Linked DNA regions of Homo sapiens: region 2 is linked to region 1. Evidence: chromatin loops called from intact Hi-C (ENCODE). Cell type or tissue: mammary epithelial cell. All regions are shown on one strand.

Evidence for each region. A loop is a pair of places that touch in the nucleus more often than their neighbours do. Peaks named below come from ENCODE experiments on the same cell type or tissue, not always from the same donor. Only the 100,000 strongest peaks of a DNase experiment are listed, where the experiment ranks them.
Region 2: it touches region 1 in a loop (3-fold over the local background); 2 of 110 quality-filtered maps call a loop at or near these places.

Annotation. Positions count from the first base shown.
Region 1 is chr20:11,885,892-11,893,891 of GRCh38, reverse strand. It overlaps a transcript of BTBD3 not described here. Among named protein-coding and RNA genes, the nearest start is that of LINC00687, 19 kb to the right of the region's middle. RefSeq lists a silencer at 2,950-3,149. In mammary epithelial cell, no CTCF peak of the experiment used is centred here; DNase peaks (open chromatin) are centred at 1,461, 2,211 and 3,091; H3K4me3 peaks cover 2,788 bases; H3K27ac peaks cover 2,679 bases.
Region 2 is chr20:12,205,027-12,213,026 of GRCh38, reverse strand. No RefSeq gene overlaps it. Among named protein-coding and RNA genes, the nearest start is that of BTBD3-AS1, 290 kb to the right of the region's middle. In mammary epithelial cell, a CTCF peak has its summit at 4,991; no DNase peak of the experiment used is centred here; H3K27me3 peaks cover 197 bases.

The DNA.
Region 1 (8,000 bases):
ATAAAAGTGCAATATTTAAAACTACAGATAAAATTAAAGGCCAATTTTGTTCAAAAGTATGTCTATGCAGACAAACAGAGTAAAATGGAAGCACATCATCTAATTACCAGTTGTTTCTTTTTAGATGATATGACGGTGATTTTTACTTTCTTAATTTTTTTCAGTGATTCCCAAAATGTCTCCCAACAGGAAATATTTTTTTATTTAATTTTTTAAAAGAAACAAAGCAACAACAAATTCTCAACTGTATTTGCTTAATTTGAATAAACAAAGGACATGTCGATAAATGTACATTAATGCACACCTTCAAGGAATTTGAGACTGGACAACTATGCTGAAAGAGATACTAAATTGAAAAGGCTTAAAGGTAATTTTTAAATGTGTGATGAAAGAAGGGAAGATTAAGTGAAAGATTATTATTTTAGCAGCCCAGCATCACTGCTGGAACTACAAGGTCCATCACATGATAGGGGTTTCCACCAGTATTCCTTTCTCACAGTAAATGGGAAAAATTCACCTTACAGGATTTGCTTGATAGCTCAGTTAACAGAAATTTAAACAGCACATAAAATAGATTTTAGTAAGAGAAAACCATTTCAACTCCCAACACAAACTCAAAAATCACTGGAATCCTAAAGGTATTTTGGAATTGACTAAAGTCTGATAACTTACAAAGTTTAAAATATTTTTTAAAAAACACAATTAAAAACAAGTATGTTAAATGACCTATTTCTGTACTATTTTGTTCAGAAGAGTTTTAACAGTTCCTTGCAAGGCAAAATGGAATTAGATGTCTATAGCATACCTGTTTTGAGCATTAAAAAAAAAAATGAACATTTTTTCAAATTGATCTTTGGATGCATGTGTTTGGGCAGGGAAGTAGGAGAATGTGTAGACTAATTGTGCCTTTCCTTTGTTAAAGTATAACATTACAAGCAGTTTAACATTTTGTAAAGAATGTTGGCAGAGTACTTTCTAGGAACAAAACAACTTAAAAGCTAAGCATGGCATTTTTGCCACAAATTATCAAAAGTTTTTCCGCACAGATGTGGAGTTATATTTTTTTTAAATTTTTAAATATAAGATATAACTTAGGGCTTTAGAGAAATAGTGCATACAATTCTTAGGCATGTGCACCTCCAAGAAAACATGCTAAAAAAGGAAAAGAAAACATTGTTTCCACTTCATTTTGGAAGTTTGTTAAACAAGTTATCAGTGCAAGGATTGGGAAAGAATGAGAAATCAAGAAAGAACATGGCTGCTAGTAATTATCATCCCATACAACGGCGTTAATAATCTGTAAGTATCTCAGAAAGAACATCTTGGAACTGCATAAGCTCACCCTTACCTGCTGAGGCCAAGAAATGAAAAAGGGTGATTCAAAAATTCTTCCGAAAAGGAAGAGTCCTGTTCAGAAACCCAAGGGTAAGAGGACCCGCCCACTTCCCCTGGAGGACTCGTTGCTATGGGAACCCGCAGTAACCCTTTAAAGCCAGTAACCTGTGGGGGAGGAAGATCCTCCCTCAGGTTAAAGTTAAAACAGGGGATCTGGCAGAGGGTTGAGTAGGGGACTGAGGTAGGGTTAAAAGAAGGGGAAAGCCCTTGGCTGGGCAGGGAGTCAGTGAAAGCGGGCTTAGTAACCTCAACAGAAATTCAAAACAACACTTAGAACAATTGTTTTGAGTGCTAGAGTCACATTATAGTTCACAAAGTTTGAACCGTTAGAGACGCTTCCCTCCCTCCCTGGTGGGAAACAAACCGCTCTTTGTGAGTTCCTGTCTAGGAAAATGAATTTGAGTTTCATCTCACCAATTACAAACTGAATGCTACTACTATGTGAAACTAAAGCCTTGACTTTCTTATATTAAACCAGTGTTTCCAAACTCGGCTGCGCGATCACCTGGGGATCTTTAAAAAATACACTGTGTTAATTGGTCTGGTGTGCGATTGGGCTTTAAGAGTTTTAAAACTCCCCAGCGACTCCTCTGTGCAGCCAAGTTTGGGGAAACTGTATTACAGGATTTGGCGAGGTGGCGGGGAATATTTAAAAAAGAAAAAGCACCGTGATCTCCCTTGGTCTTTTGAGGACTAATAATAGAATTAGCTCGCTTTCACCAGGCACACACAGGACAATGGGTTGCTTGATAAATAGGGATCCCCAGCAGGCCCGAACAATACTTTCTTTGAAAAGGCCAGGAGGTAAAAGCCTTTTCTTCCCAAGAGAGCAAACATCCTTCTTCCCGAACACCAAACTTGTACGTCTATTTTTAGAGCAAACGGGCCACAAATGCCACTCAGAACTCGGAGGACTAGTCCAGCCTCAGGAGGAAGCCGCCCCCGCCATCGCCCGCCGCCACTCGCTGGGTTCCCGCGGCGCCTGAGGCCGCGCAAACCCGGAGCGTCGGTCCCCGGAGTCCCCGCCGGCAGCGCCTCAGGAAAGTTACTTAGGGGAAGTTTGCTCCGCTTCCCACCGCGCGCCTCCCCGGGAGAGGGGCGCGGCCCCCGCCACCTGCTAGGCGCCGAGGCTTCCCGACCGCGCCCCCTGCCTGGACCTCCGCCACCTCCGGGGTCGCGCACCCCGCGGGCGTCCGCACGGCCAGGCGGGCTCGTGCGCCCCTCCCCGCGGTCTTTCGGCTGAGGCGGCCCTGCCCCTCCGCCCCCGGCACCAGGACCTCCGCGCGGGCCCGACGCGCCCCACTGGGACCCCCCCCCCCTCGGAAAGCCAGCCCGCGCGGCCAGCGCCTCTCGAGCCCGGGGGACGGATATGGGATCCTCTGGTCCCGTGGGTCCGAGGCCGACCTGCGGCCACCAGCCCGGCCTCTCCTCGCTTCGCTCGGCCCCTCCGGCCGGCCGCAGGGCGCGCGCCCCTGCCCGGGCGGTCCCGCGCTGCGCACGCGCGGAGGCGCCGACCCGCTCGCCCGCGGCGCCCTCACTCACCGCCAGCGCTCCTCCTCGCCTCGGGCGACGCAGCCGTCCGCCGCCTTGCCCTGTGCCCGCTCCTCAGGCCCCGGCCGGGGCACTCGGAGATCCAGCGCCCGGCGGGCTCGGCGGGCACCCGCACGCAGGGCACGCTCTGCGGGAGCGAGCGCGCGTGCCCGGTCACCGGGAGGGAGCGGAGCGGCATGGGAGGTGCTCCCGGAGGCGGCCTTGGATACGGGGCATGCGCAATGTCTGCCCTGTCCTCAAGCAGGAGTGAGGGGTGGGCGGGAACCCGGGCTTGGAGAAGGCGGGGAGGGTGGAGGAGAGCCAGCACTCCCGCATCTCTGAGAGGCCACTTCGTCCTTGTCCCACGAACTGCAGTTTTTCTCTCTGGGTCATTCATCAATGAATGTATTAAGCATTTATTGAACACTTGCACTGGCAGAGTGGATGTGCGGGATACAGGGCATCCTCCGGTAATAGAGGGCCGATTGCATTTGGCTTTGGGGCTCCTTTTTAGGCACTGATGCCAGCCCTCTCTCTAACAGATAAGGAGGGTGCATAAATAGAGGTCTCGTAATACCTAACGACTACACTCTTCAGTGATCTGGGGAAGGAGAGTAGCTGCTGGTTGGGTTGATCATGGAAACTTCGTTGAGAAGCGAAAAAGAGGAAAGGTGAACACGAAGGCATAAGTGGCAAAAAAAAAAAAAAAAATCAAACAGCATATGAATCCATGCATCCTGTCGGGGACAAGTTTAATCTGAGTGTATTGTTCTTAGTGAAAGATGAAAACGGCGGCCGGAAAGGTAGTTGAAGCTCATCTGGAAATAATCTTTAATGCTTAGCACGACTTCAGCTTTATTCCGTGGATAATTGAGAGGCACGGAAGAAGGGGAGAAGGGGAGCCCGGTGGTGGCTTGATAAAATGCAGAATTTAGGAATATAAAGTGAAAACTAGAGACATGAAATGCTGTAATATATGTTCTAGGTAAGAAGTAGTAGGGTCCTAAGTTCAAGGGTTGGTATCAGGAATGGAAAGGATCAAAAAGTTTCCAGAGACTGTGAAGGACAGAATGACTCCCTTACTTATGTCACTGCCTCTTGGGTAGAGAGATGTTTATCATGACAGGCGCCTACTTCATTAGATCAGATCATCATCCTTGGCAAAATGTATATCGGTGGATAAATTAGACCTATACAATACTGTTAGGACAAGTGGATGCTTCTTTTAGCAAGAGTTTGGCCCTGGGAGAACGTATTTCTGCTCAGATGAAAAACCATTAATTTGAGAGACAGCATACATAGTGAAAGACACCTGGGCTTTGGACAACAAAAGTCCCTTTGATAAAGTCCAAATACCTCATAATACACTATATTGTCTAAATTACTTACTATCTGTGAGCCTTACTGTGTTCATCTGTAACATGGGATCATAATATTTACCTTGTATAATGGTAAGTTTTATGTGTCAACTTGGCTAGGTCATGGTATCCAGATATTTGGACAAACATTAGATGTTTCAGTGAAGGTATTTTTTAGATGAGATTAACAATGAAATCAGTAGACTTTGAGGAAAGCTGATTACTCTTAATAATGTGTATGATTTTCATCCAATCAGCTGAAGACCTTAGTAGAAAAATGCTGACTTCCCCTAAGCAAGAAGGAATTCTGGCAGCAAACAGCCATTGACTTGCAGCCTTTTCCCTAGACCTGCAGCCCGCCTACCTACTCTGAAGATTTTGGAGTTGCCAAGCCTCCACAACCATATAAGCCAATACCTTTCTCTCTCTTTCTCTCTTTTCTCTCTCTTAAACTGCAAAAAGCAAACAAACAAACAAACAAACAGACAGCAGGTTCAAAATGGAGTCACTCATACTAGTGTCACATAACCAAACCAAAACTTGCGTTATTTACTTGCAAGATTTGACCTTGTGAGAAATCAGAAGAGAGATAACAGTGGAATCCAACTAGGCCAACAAGATTTTGCTTACATCTGTAGAAGAAAAGTAACCTTGAAATGACCAACCCTCTATTTGTTCTTTATTTCTGCTTTTCTCTTCTTTTTTCTGCCCATAAAACTCACCCACTCTGTTTAGCTCATCAGAGTTTCTTTCTACTTTGTAGACTGGATGCTGCCCAGTTCATGAATCGCTAATAAAAGCCAATCAGATATTTGAAACTCAATTTGGTGAAATTTTTTTAATTGACATATATTTAAAATAGATATATAGATATATATCCATCCTGTTGGCTCTGTTTCTCTGGAGAACTCTGACTAATACACCTTGAAAGGTTATGAAGATTATGTAAATTAATTCTCATCTGAAAAACAAGCATTATAATCTTTAATTTGTGAGGCTGTAAAAAATTAAACACAAGTGCATAAAGCACCCAGTTTATAGCAGAGTCTGAGTAAATGATAACTACTATTACTTGTGAATGAACACAGAAGGGAAAAACCAGACAAAGAGATAGGATAGATATTAGCACTTTGAAAGCCTTTTCTCAGTTCACTGGGTAATAAATATGTAAAAAACAGATTTAAGAGGTAAAAGAAAATTTTGGTGTCCCTAGCTCTGACACACTAAAAATGTGATAAATATTGCAATTACTTGCAAATAAATTCCTTAAGAGCCATTAACTAAAGATAGACTCTAGCTGTACTCTCAAACACTAAACATGCAAAGCAGAGATATGAATTCATATCTGAACAGTTTACTCCAATTTAAGTTCCAGTCGAATTCACTCTGCTTGCTACTAGGAAGGAGAAACCTGGAAAGAGCTTATTTTTGAAATAATTCCCAATAGCACAGAGTAGGTGCATGCTAGAGCACTCAATCAATGTGTTTGTTGAATAGGCTTCTGGGTGAGCTTATTGTTTTGGGGAGTATGCAAAAGTGGTTAAAATATTCCATTTATTCTACAAATATTACTATTTGTTATGTACTAGGCAGCATCCTGCCCTCAGAGAATTTATCAAATAGAACAGAAAAATGCATAACTATAACTGTAATTTAAGGCAGACTGTGACAAGTGCCTTAAGGGGAACATAAATGGTTGGGCCAATTGTACCTTGCTCAGGTAGTTAATGCTGAGGGCTCACTTTCCTAATCATGTCTCCATAGTGGTTCCCAGCTTTTCATATTTTCTTACGGTGAAAGCCAATGAAATACATGAGCATCTTATAAATATGTTTTGAGCAAAGTTGGTAAATATCAAGTCAACATTCTCATTCCCCTCTTTTGCTTCTGAGTTCACTTTCATGGAATACAGTAAGAGAGGGTGAAGCAGGAGAAGCACAATCCATTCAAATGTAACAGTTTCTCCTTTTCTTCCTCATTATTTGTCTCGGCTGTTTCATTTAAGGCAGATTTGACTTTAGAGTGAAAAACAAAAAATAACAGGTAATTTTTCTGACTTAAGATTTATGACCAAATACATAAAAACTAACATGAAAATAACAAAAGGTGGGGTTTAGATTTATGAAAGGGTGATGAATGATTGAGTTGGAAACCATTAACTAGGTGGACAAAGATGACGATCATGTTTGTCCCATGACCAGCGTTGTCACAAGGTGACTCCTTTTTCCTTTTGGCTAAGAACGAAATATTCCACCATGCATAAGTACAAACAAACTCCAGGAGTGGCAAAAACAAATGATTTGGGGAAAATACACATTTTAGTATATTTTAAATAATGAGGATGGTATTTTATTATGAGATTTGTGAATATATTAAAGTTTTGCCACAATGACTGGGAAATAAATGTATCTGGAATTAAAGGAAGCTAGGAATTAAAGGAACTGGAATTAAAGTATTTGTATGTACTACAAATACAATGTTTTAGAAATTGAAAGAAATGGCCTCAAGCCGTGGATGATAATTATCATCTGATGTTCCATGAAAGAGTCATATAAGCAAAGTGACCCCCAAATTCTAAAGGAGCCAAGAAGCCAAAGAGGAGGCAGACAAATTTAGTTTGTCGGTGTTGGTGGATTTATTCTGGGACTTAGAGACAGAAGAATGTCCTTGGATAGCCACAAGACAAGTAGATCTCTGCACCTGTTACTCCCCATACCCAAGGCTTATCTACTATAGGGAAAATGTATACGTATTCCAGCAAGACAATGAAAGGCAACTCTCCAAAACAAGAAAGAATGCTATGTGTGTCACAACCTATAATTTTTATGATAACATCAAGGTTGCTTTGCTCTAAAAGCAGGAGCACAGTTTCTTACACTAGGGACAGTAAATAAAGTAGCAATCAGGTGGTATTCATGGGACTAGGGCTGATCAGAAATTAACACTGCAGATTAGCATCCAAGATGGAGCCACTTTTGTCTCCATATCTGATGAATAATAGGATGATACTAGGAGATGGGAAATAAGTTAAAATGTATCCTGGGCCAGAGTTTTAAAAATATATATATAAACCTGGCATGGTGCCTTGCAAATATAATCAATGTGCTAGCTCTAAATGGTTTAAAATTAGACTAAAAACAGAATTAGCTATACATTATTCATATGCAGCATTCTCCCTTTCATGGTCTTTCTTTTTACTTATGCTATTCAAAAAAATTCAACAACATCAGTATCACAGGTAATGTAGGGGTTTCTTACTGCAAATGGTCCCCAACTTTTAATGATTAGATTTACAATTTTTTGACTTTATGATGGTGTGAGTTCAGTAGAAACTGTAATTTGAATTTTTTATTTTGATCTGTTCCCAGGCTAGCAATATTTGGTTCGATATTCTCTCACTATGCTGAGAAGTCAGCCACAGCTCCCAGTGAGCTACTTGATCACAAGGGTAACAACTGATACTCTACAGTGTGCTACATTTGACAAATTATGTGATATATTAAACACTTTATTATAAAATAGTATTTGTGTTAGATGACTTTGCCCAACCCGAAGCTAATGGAAGTGTTACGAACACGTTTAAGATAGGCTAAGCTAAGCTACTATGTTTGATAGATTAGGTATATTAAATGCATTTTCCACTTATTATGTTTTCAACTTACGATGGGTTTATTGGGCTGTTACTCCATTGTAAGTTGAGGAGCATCTGTGGAAGAA
Region 2 (8,000 bases), 320 kb before region 1:
TGTATCTGCCTGTCTGTTTCTTCAATTTTTAGGGCAGCAGTTTGTCCTGTGACCTCAATTCTCCGATAGCTAAGAAGAGTTGTTGATTTTCAGTTTCCAGTTTTTTACTTGTTAGGATGGAGTGACAGCTTCCAAGCTTCTTACCTGATGGACAGAAACCAAGATGCACTTTCTTTCTTTCCTTCTTTTTTTAATGAGTTTTATGTTTCTATTATAAGGTAAATGGACTGTGTTGCTTTCTGCCCTGCCCCTTTATTTTTCTTTTCCCACTCTGGACGTTCTGAGCTAAAACCCTCTCTACTATTCTGAATAAGAGTGGCTTCTTTTACTAATGTCTTCTTCCCTGTGGTTATTAACTTTCTCCACCCCAAGTGCATTGGGCCTAAAACTCATTACCTCTCAAATGTTCTCTTTACCCCACTTACAAAAGAAGCTGCTACAGCGACTTAGAGTCATTATGAATTCTTTCTTCATACAGTGATACATCACTTCATATCAAAGACTTATTAGGCGTATGCTGCAATTTCAGGTCAACAAAAAACAAAAACAGTGAGGAAATTGCCATGGCCATTTGAACTTTGATATCTGCTATTTATTTATTTGTATGTCCCCTGCTGGTCCAGTTCTCACAGTACAGTTTCCATATTCAAATTTTTATGACTTTGAAATAAAAAAGATATTGATTGGCTTGCCACACAAGGTGCAAGATGTTCCATTTGGTTATTTCTGGACAGCCAGGAGCAATGTCAATCTGTTCACTCTCTTCCTCCAAACCCTATTCTTCCCAAGTAAGGCTCTGTTGAAGAATCTTCTCTGTTAATTTACTGGAAGAAGGAATAAAACTCAGCTAGAGGTGATAGGTAATAGCAGATTGCTAAGCCTTCATTATCTGTAATTTCATAGCTTTGTACTGGATATTACTAGTAGTGTGAAACACCAAGAATCAGTCTGACTGTTTTTTGGGTTTTTTTTTTCTGTATCAATTTTCCCTACAATTGGCTTTTACATCAACTCATGAATAGTTAAAATATATTTGCCTCCTGCTTCCTCCTGGACATTTTTACAGACTTGCTGGCTTTAAGCAGTCACATTACAGCAAACCCAGTGTTGCCTTGCGAGGCCAGGGAACAAGCTCTCCTAGTTAATCACGTTGCCTGATTAATAGAGACTCACAGATTTTCAAATAATTAGGAAATACATCTAACAAACGTTCTGTGTTTAACAGAATCTAATTTTCTTTGATGACGCAGAGAGCATTTTTACATCTTGTGCTACTTAATCATCATTGCTAGGAAAATCAATTGCTAGCTAAGCAAGATTTCTAATTGATACATGCCGATAAAACAGCTTTTAGAAGTCAACACACCAAGCTCTGTTCTTTTCAGGAGTCTCTTATGTTCTCTACAGTTTGAACCACAGCTGCATGTGGTCCTCTGTGATATCCCAGGTGACGGCGTTATCTAGGGGAACTCATTTGTATCCAGTGTGCATCTGTGTTTTCATCTTCTTCCTGTTTCCCTTTGCTTGTTCAGCAAACATTTCCTGACTATCAGCTCTGTGTCTGGCACTCTCCTGGACCATGGGGGCACATGATTCCTGCTCTCATGGCGCTTAGATGCTAGGGAGGACAGACAGAAAAGTATTCATTCACCAAATGCACATGCCACAGAGCTATGAAGAAAATAAAACCAGGCCACTTGAGAGAGAGTGACCACGGATGGGGGGCTCTCTGTAAAGGTGGCATCTGAGTAGAGGAATGGAGGGTTGATGGAACATGGCATTTGATTATCTGAAAGAAGAACATGCTGAGGACAGAGGAGATAGCAAGGGCAAAGGTGCTAAGAAATAAGGTTAGGATATGCTGGCAACAGATATGGTGGAGGTGATTGCAGAGTTCGGTGGGCAAGTAGGAAGCTGAGTTTAGAGACAAAGACAAGCATCAAATCAGGCAGTGCTTTTCCATCACTCATGTTTGGTTCTCTTAGTCTTGTCTCATGTTTATAAGCATCTCATACTACAGACACAGCCAGATCCTACCCACACCTTGACAAGGTGGCAGATCTGGGCTTTCTCTAAAGACTGACTTAGAAGACAAACCTGGAAACCAATAAGGGCTTGCCTCCCAAGTCGACTAAGTTGGCAACCTCAGATATAAAGAACCTAAAGCCACCTTTGTCAAGATGCCAAAAATGTCACAGTTATAAGCCAGTGATTGCCCATAAAAATGCTTCAGTATATCACATGTTACTGTGTGTGTTGCCTAATTGAAGGCAATATCCATTTGCTAATCCAGAAAACACAGTCAAATGTTCTCAACCAGCACGTTTCAGGAAGGGCTTTACTCTAGACATGGCTACTTCAAGCCAGCCCCTTATTTCTATCGGTGATTAACAGAAATATGGTAGCACATTCAATGTCAAAAATGGGTTTGTATTGCTGAAACTATGTCTTAAAAATAATGGATATTATAAGTGTGCTCTTACTGGCCAAGTTAAAGGTACTCAGGATATGTGGAGTCATTCTTGGGACTCTTGTTTCTCTACATATCTACTCTAATCATAGAGGCTTTATCAAGTCATTAGAACAACCTTTTTCCCTTTTCCATGGCAAACCTTGTCAGTTTGATGTCTTCCGGGACAAAGGTTGGCAAACTCCTGCCCATGATCAAAATCAAAATGCAGTCTGTTCTTAGTTCTTTTATAGCCCAGGAGCTCAGAATACTTTATATATCTCTTAAAGATATATATATCTTAAAGATATCTTAAAGATATATATATATCTTAAAAGTTTATATAAAACAAACAAAAAAAAATGTGACAGAGACTCTATATGGCCCACAAAGTTTAAAATATTTATATTCTGGATCTTTGCAGAAGAAAAAAATACTTTGTAGACTCCTACAGAAGGCAAAGAAAGGGGTATTTAAGAATTGCTATGCAAAGGAGCACCAATTTAAGAGTGCAGTCTACTCGCACCACCCTCCTAACTCTCAATACCCCTGACCCTGCCCTACTTTGATTTCCTTGGAACTTTCCATCTTGTAATACACAATAAGATTTAAGTATTATGTTTATTGTCTTCTCTATGTCTCCCCTTCTAATTCGAAGAATGTAAACTCCAAGACGACAAGAATTTTTATCTGTTATCTTCTCTAAAGCAAGTTTCAGGAACAATGCCTGGCACACATTACAAGCTCATAAGAATGTTTTAACTAAAAAAATAAGTGGATATGTTCATAAAATATTTTTGAGGTGGCATTCTTACTCCAGGTAGAACCATTAATTCTAAGAGGCTGTCAGTTTGGCATGTCTCTAATCCTACCAAACTGTCTGAGGGTTCTTGGAAAATACTTGTTGCTGATTATCCTCAGACTGTTTAGAAAACAAATGTCAAAAAATGGTACAGACATATCAAGTTTTTTCTCTATAAAGATGGTTCAACTCAATATAAAACATCATTTCGATCTCATATACTTTTGAAAGATTATCTCATCAGTAGCTCTTTTTGCATGATCAATGTTACGAAGAGCAGCCTTTGCAGAAGCAAAATTGAAAGTGTGACATCTCCCAACTGCACTCCACTAGCAGTTACAATCTCCTCTATGAGGTCTGAAATCCCTTTGACAGGTAAATAGGCTGTTTTACTCTTGCAGCGAAATAATATCTAAATGCAAGAGCCTAGGCAGGAGAGAGCACTGGCTTACATTCTTAACAAATGTGAAATCTTCCTGAGGGTAGACTTGAGCAAAGATAAATGTGAGCAGGTGTACACAGAGAAATATGAGCCAGAGAGAGGAGATCTAGAAGTCTAGAGGCTGGACAGGATTGAGTATAGAAAATTCAGACTTATCTACCAATTTAGGGACAATTCAAAGACAAATTTTTAATAAGACTTAAAATTTTGCTGTTTAAATTTTCAGTTACTACCTTTTTCCAAACGGACTTGCAAAATGGAAGATGCATTTTACAACAGATAATATATCTTTTGTTTCAAAATTTGCATTTCTCCTTTGAGTATTAAGGTACGAGGATCAAAAATATCCTCTTTAACTTGCCTTAGCAAGAATGCATTATGTAACACACACTTTGGCCCTCTAACTTTTCCATCCGAAGTTTTCCTTCATTTTTGCTTATCTGTTGACCATAAGCTGTCTGATCATATTAAATAAGACAAAATGTACCTCTCGTATTTCATTATTTTCCTCCAACTTTAAAAAAAAATCTGAAAACACATTGTTTTCCTTCCACTTTTTTAAAAATTCTGCATCTTAGCCTAATGGAAAATCTGTTTTCCATAAGGTGATTCCATCTATTCCTTGAAGTGGTTGCAACCATCTTAGCCTATGAGCCTGAACTAGTGACAACATACTAAATCACACATAACTTTTCTTCCTTGCATTAAAGATGTATTACCTGTAACAAGTCAGTGGTCTCTAAGAACTTTACTTTAAAAATATAATATACACTCTGATCTTACCTTTAGTTAAAATTTTGAAATTCTATAATGAATTCTGTGCATTTACTTTGATTTCTAAAAATATTGCATAAAAGAGCATCCAGACAAGTCTGCAAGATGGCAGACTAGGAAGCTACTGGCCCTTCTTCCCCCACAGAGACACCAAGTTAATGACAATATATGTACCAAAATACCTCTGAAAACTCTAGAGACCAGGTAGGAGGCTGCAGCACCCAGGCCATATAGAATCAAGATGAAATTCCAGAGAAATCTGTAGTAAAAATCAGGGCATTTGGCATACCTATTGATTCCTCTTCTCTTATGCAGCATACCATAAACCAAGTGGGAGGAAACCTATCTTACAGGGCTCCTCTTTCCAAATGCAAACAAAAGGGTGGACCATGTATTGTCTTGCCCAGGAGCAGCCTGGGGGACTGGTTTCTATCTGGCTTGACTCAGAGCACTGAGGCATCAGGTGCCAGAATTTGGAAGTAGCTGAAATCAGGGTACACAGCATGCTAGAGGTGCAGTTCCAAAGGGAGACACAAGGGGGATGAAAAGATTTGAAACCATTTGAGAGGGTCTAGAACTCCCAGCCAGGCTGACTGGTGAAACCCCTCGTCTGTGCAAAGCCAGTATACAGGTCAGGGGAAGAATTAATCAACAACAAAGCAGAAAAACATGGCCCATGTTTTATAAAGTAAATAAAACGTGGCGCAATCAAAAGACAGAAATTGACCCTAAAGAAATGCAGATCTATGAACTGCTTTACAAAGCATTTAAAACTGCTGTCATAAAAATGCTTAATGAGTAAAAGAGAACACAAATGTAAACAAAATTAAGCAAAATTTTATTTACACAAAGTAAACAAAATTAGAAAAATGGGATAAAAATATCCACGGAGATGGAAACTATGAAAAAAATTAACAGAAATTCTAAGCTGAAAAATACAACAACTGAACTGAAAATGTATTTGTAGCATTCAAAAGCAGACTTGATTAGGCAGAAGAAAGAATCAGGCATATTGAAGAAACTTCATTTAAAATCATTGAGTCAGCGGAGCAAAAAGTATATATAAAAATAATAAAGAAAAGTGAAAAAACGTCTAAGAGATTTATGGGTCTCTATTAAGCAACCAATATGTGTATTATGGAAAATCCAGAAAGAAAAGAGAGATTAAGGGGCATACAACTTATTTGAAGAAATAATGGTTGTAAACTTCCCAAATCTGAGGAAAGAAATTGGTATAGTGATTGAAGAAGTTCAAAGGGCTCCATATAGGATAAATCCAAAGGGAACCACACTGAGGCATATTATAATCAAATTATCTAAAATAAAAAACAAAGAAAGAATTTCAAAAGCAGTAACAGTAAAGGTACTTGTTATGTAGAATGGAGTTTCCATAACATTATCAACGTATTATTCAGCAGAAATTTTGTAGGCTAAAAGGAGTGGGAGAATATATTCAAAGCCCTAAAAGAAAAAAAAAAAACAAAAACTGTCTACCAAGAATATTGTGTCCGGCAAAAGTGTCCTCTAAAAATGAAGAAGAAATTAAGATGTATTCAGATAAATGAAAGCTGAGAGAGTTCATTACCACTAAACATGCTCTAGAAGAAATGCTAAAGGAAAACCTTCAACTTAGAATGAAAGAACCATAGATAGTAATACAAAGGCTTAGAAAATATAAGGTTCTTTAGTAAAGGTAAATACATGAACAAATATACTAACCTATTTTATTGTAAATTTGATGCATATAATTTAAATGACAAAAACATTTTTAAAATACTATATATATGCCAATGACTAAACAATATATCAAGATGTAGGTTGTGAGATCAATAACGTAAAGTGAAGAGGAGACCTGCAAAAGAATAGAGTTTTAATATGAACTTGAAATTGTTATTACCAGTTTAAAATAGAATGCTGTGACTTTAAAATTTTAAACAACTTAATAAATTTGAGAAGACTCAAATTACTAAAAGAGAAATAAAACAGGGAACATTATGGCTAATACCACAGAAATAAAAAATTAAAAGAGAACACTATGGACAAGTATGTGCTGACACATTGGATAACCTAAAAGAAATGCATAAATTCTTAGAAATACACTGCCTACCAAAGACTAAATCACAAAGAAATAGAAAAATCTGAAGAGACCTATCATTAGTAAGGGTATTGGATCAGTAATCAGAACTTCCCAACAAAGAAATGCTCAGGATCAGATGGCTTCACTGAATAATTCCATTAAACATTTAAAGAATCACTAACACCAGTCCTCCCGAAACTCTTCCAAAGGTTTAAAATGAGAAAATACTTCCAAGCTAACTACATGAGGCTAGTATTACTCTGATGTCAAATCCAAAGACACCACAATACAACAAGAGACCAATACTCCCAACGAATGTTGATGCAAACATCTTTAACAAAAGATGTTTAACAAAATATTAGCAAACCAAATTGAACAGCCCGTTAAAAAGACTGTACATATGACCAGTAAGACTTATTTAAGGAATGTAAGATGGTTCGACATACAAAAATCAACCAACATAATACACGACATTAACAAAGTGAAGGATAAAAGTCACATGAACGTTACAATTAATACAGAAAAACATTTGACGTAATTTAGCACCCTCTCATGATAAAAATAGGAAAGGAAGAAGTAAAACTATCTCTGTTTGCAGATGATGTGGTCTTGTATGTAAAAACACTCAAAAAAGTGTCAGAACTAATGAATTCAGTAAAGTTGCAGAATACAAAATCAGTACATAGAAATGAGTTGTATTTCTATACACTAGCAATAAATAATCTAAAAAGAAATAAAGAAAATAATCCCGTTACAATAACAACAACAAATGAAATATTTAGAAAACTATGGAAGTGAAAGACTTGCATACTGAAAACTACAAAACTTGCTGACAAAAATTAAAACAGACACAAATAATTGTAAAGTCATAGTATGTTCATGGGTTGGAAAACAATACTGTTAAGATGTTCATACGACCCAAAGCAATCTACAGATACAATGAATCTTTATCAAAACCCCACAAGCATTTTTTACAGAAATATATAAATTCTTCCTAAAATTCATATAAAATCTGAAGGGATACTGTGTACTCAAAACAATTTTGAAAAAAGCTGGAGGCCTCACATTTCCTGATTTCAAAATATATTATGAAGCTATGGTAATCAAAGCAGTGTGGTACTGGCATAAAGACAAATAGATCAATGGAATACAATACAGAGCCAAAAAGTAAACCACCGTGTATTTTTGACAAACAGACCGAGACTACTTAATGTACAATGAACACAAATAGTATTGGGAAAACTGGATATCCACATGCAAAAGAACAAAGTTGGATTTTTATTTTACAACATATATAGAAATTAACTCAAAATGTATTAAAGACCTAAAACTATAAAACTCCTAGAAAAAAATAGGCAAAAATCTTCACGGCATTGTACTTAGCAGTGACTTTTATGACACCAAAAGCACAGACAACAAAAGCAAAAATAGACAAATGGAGCTATATCAAACTTAA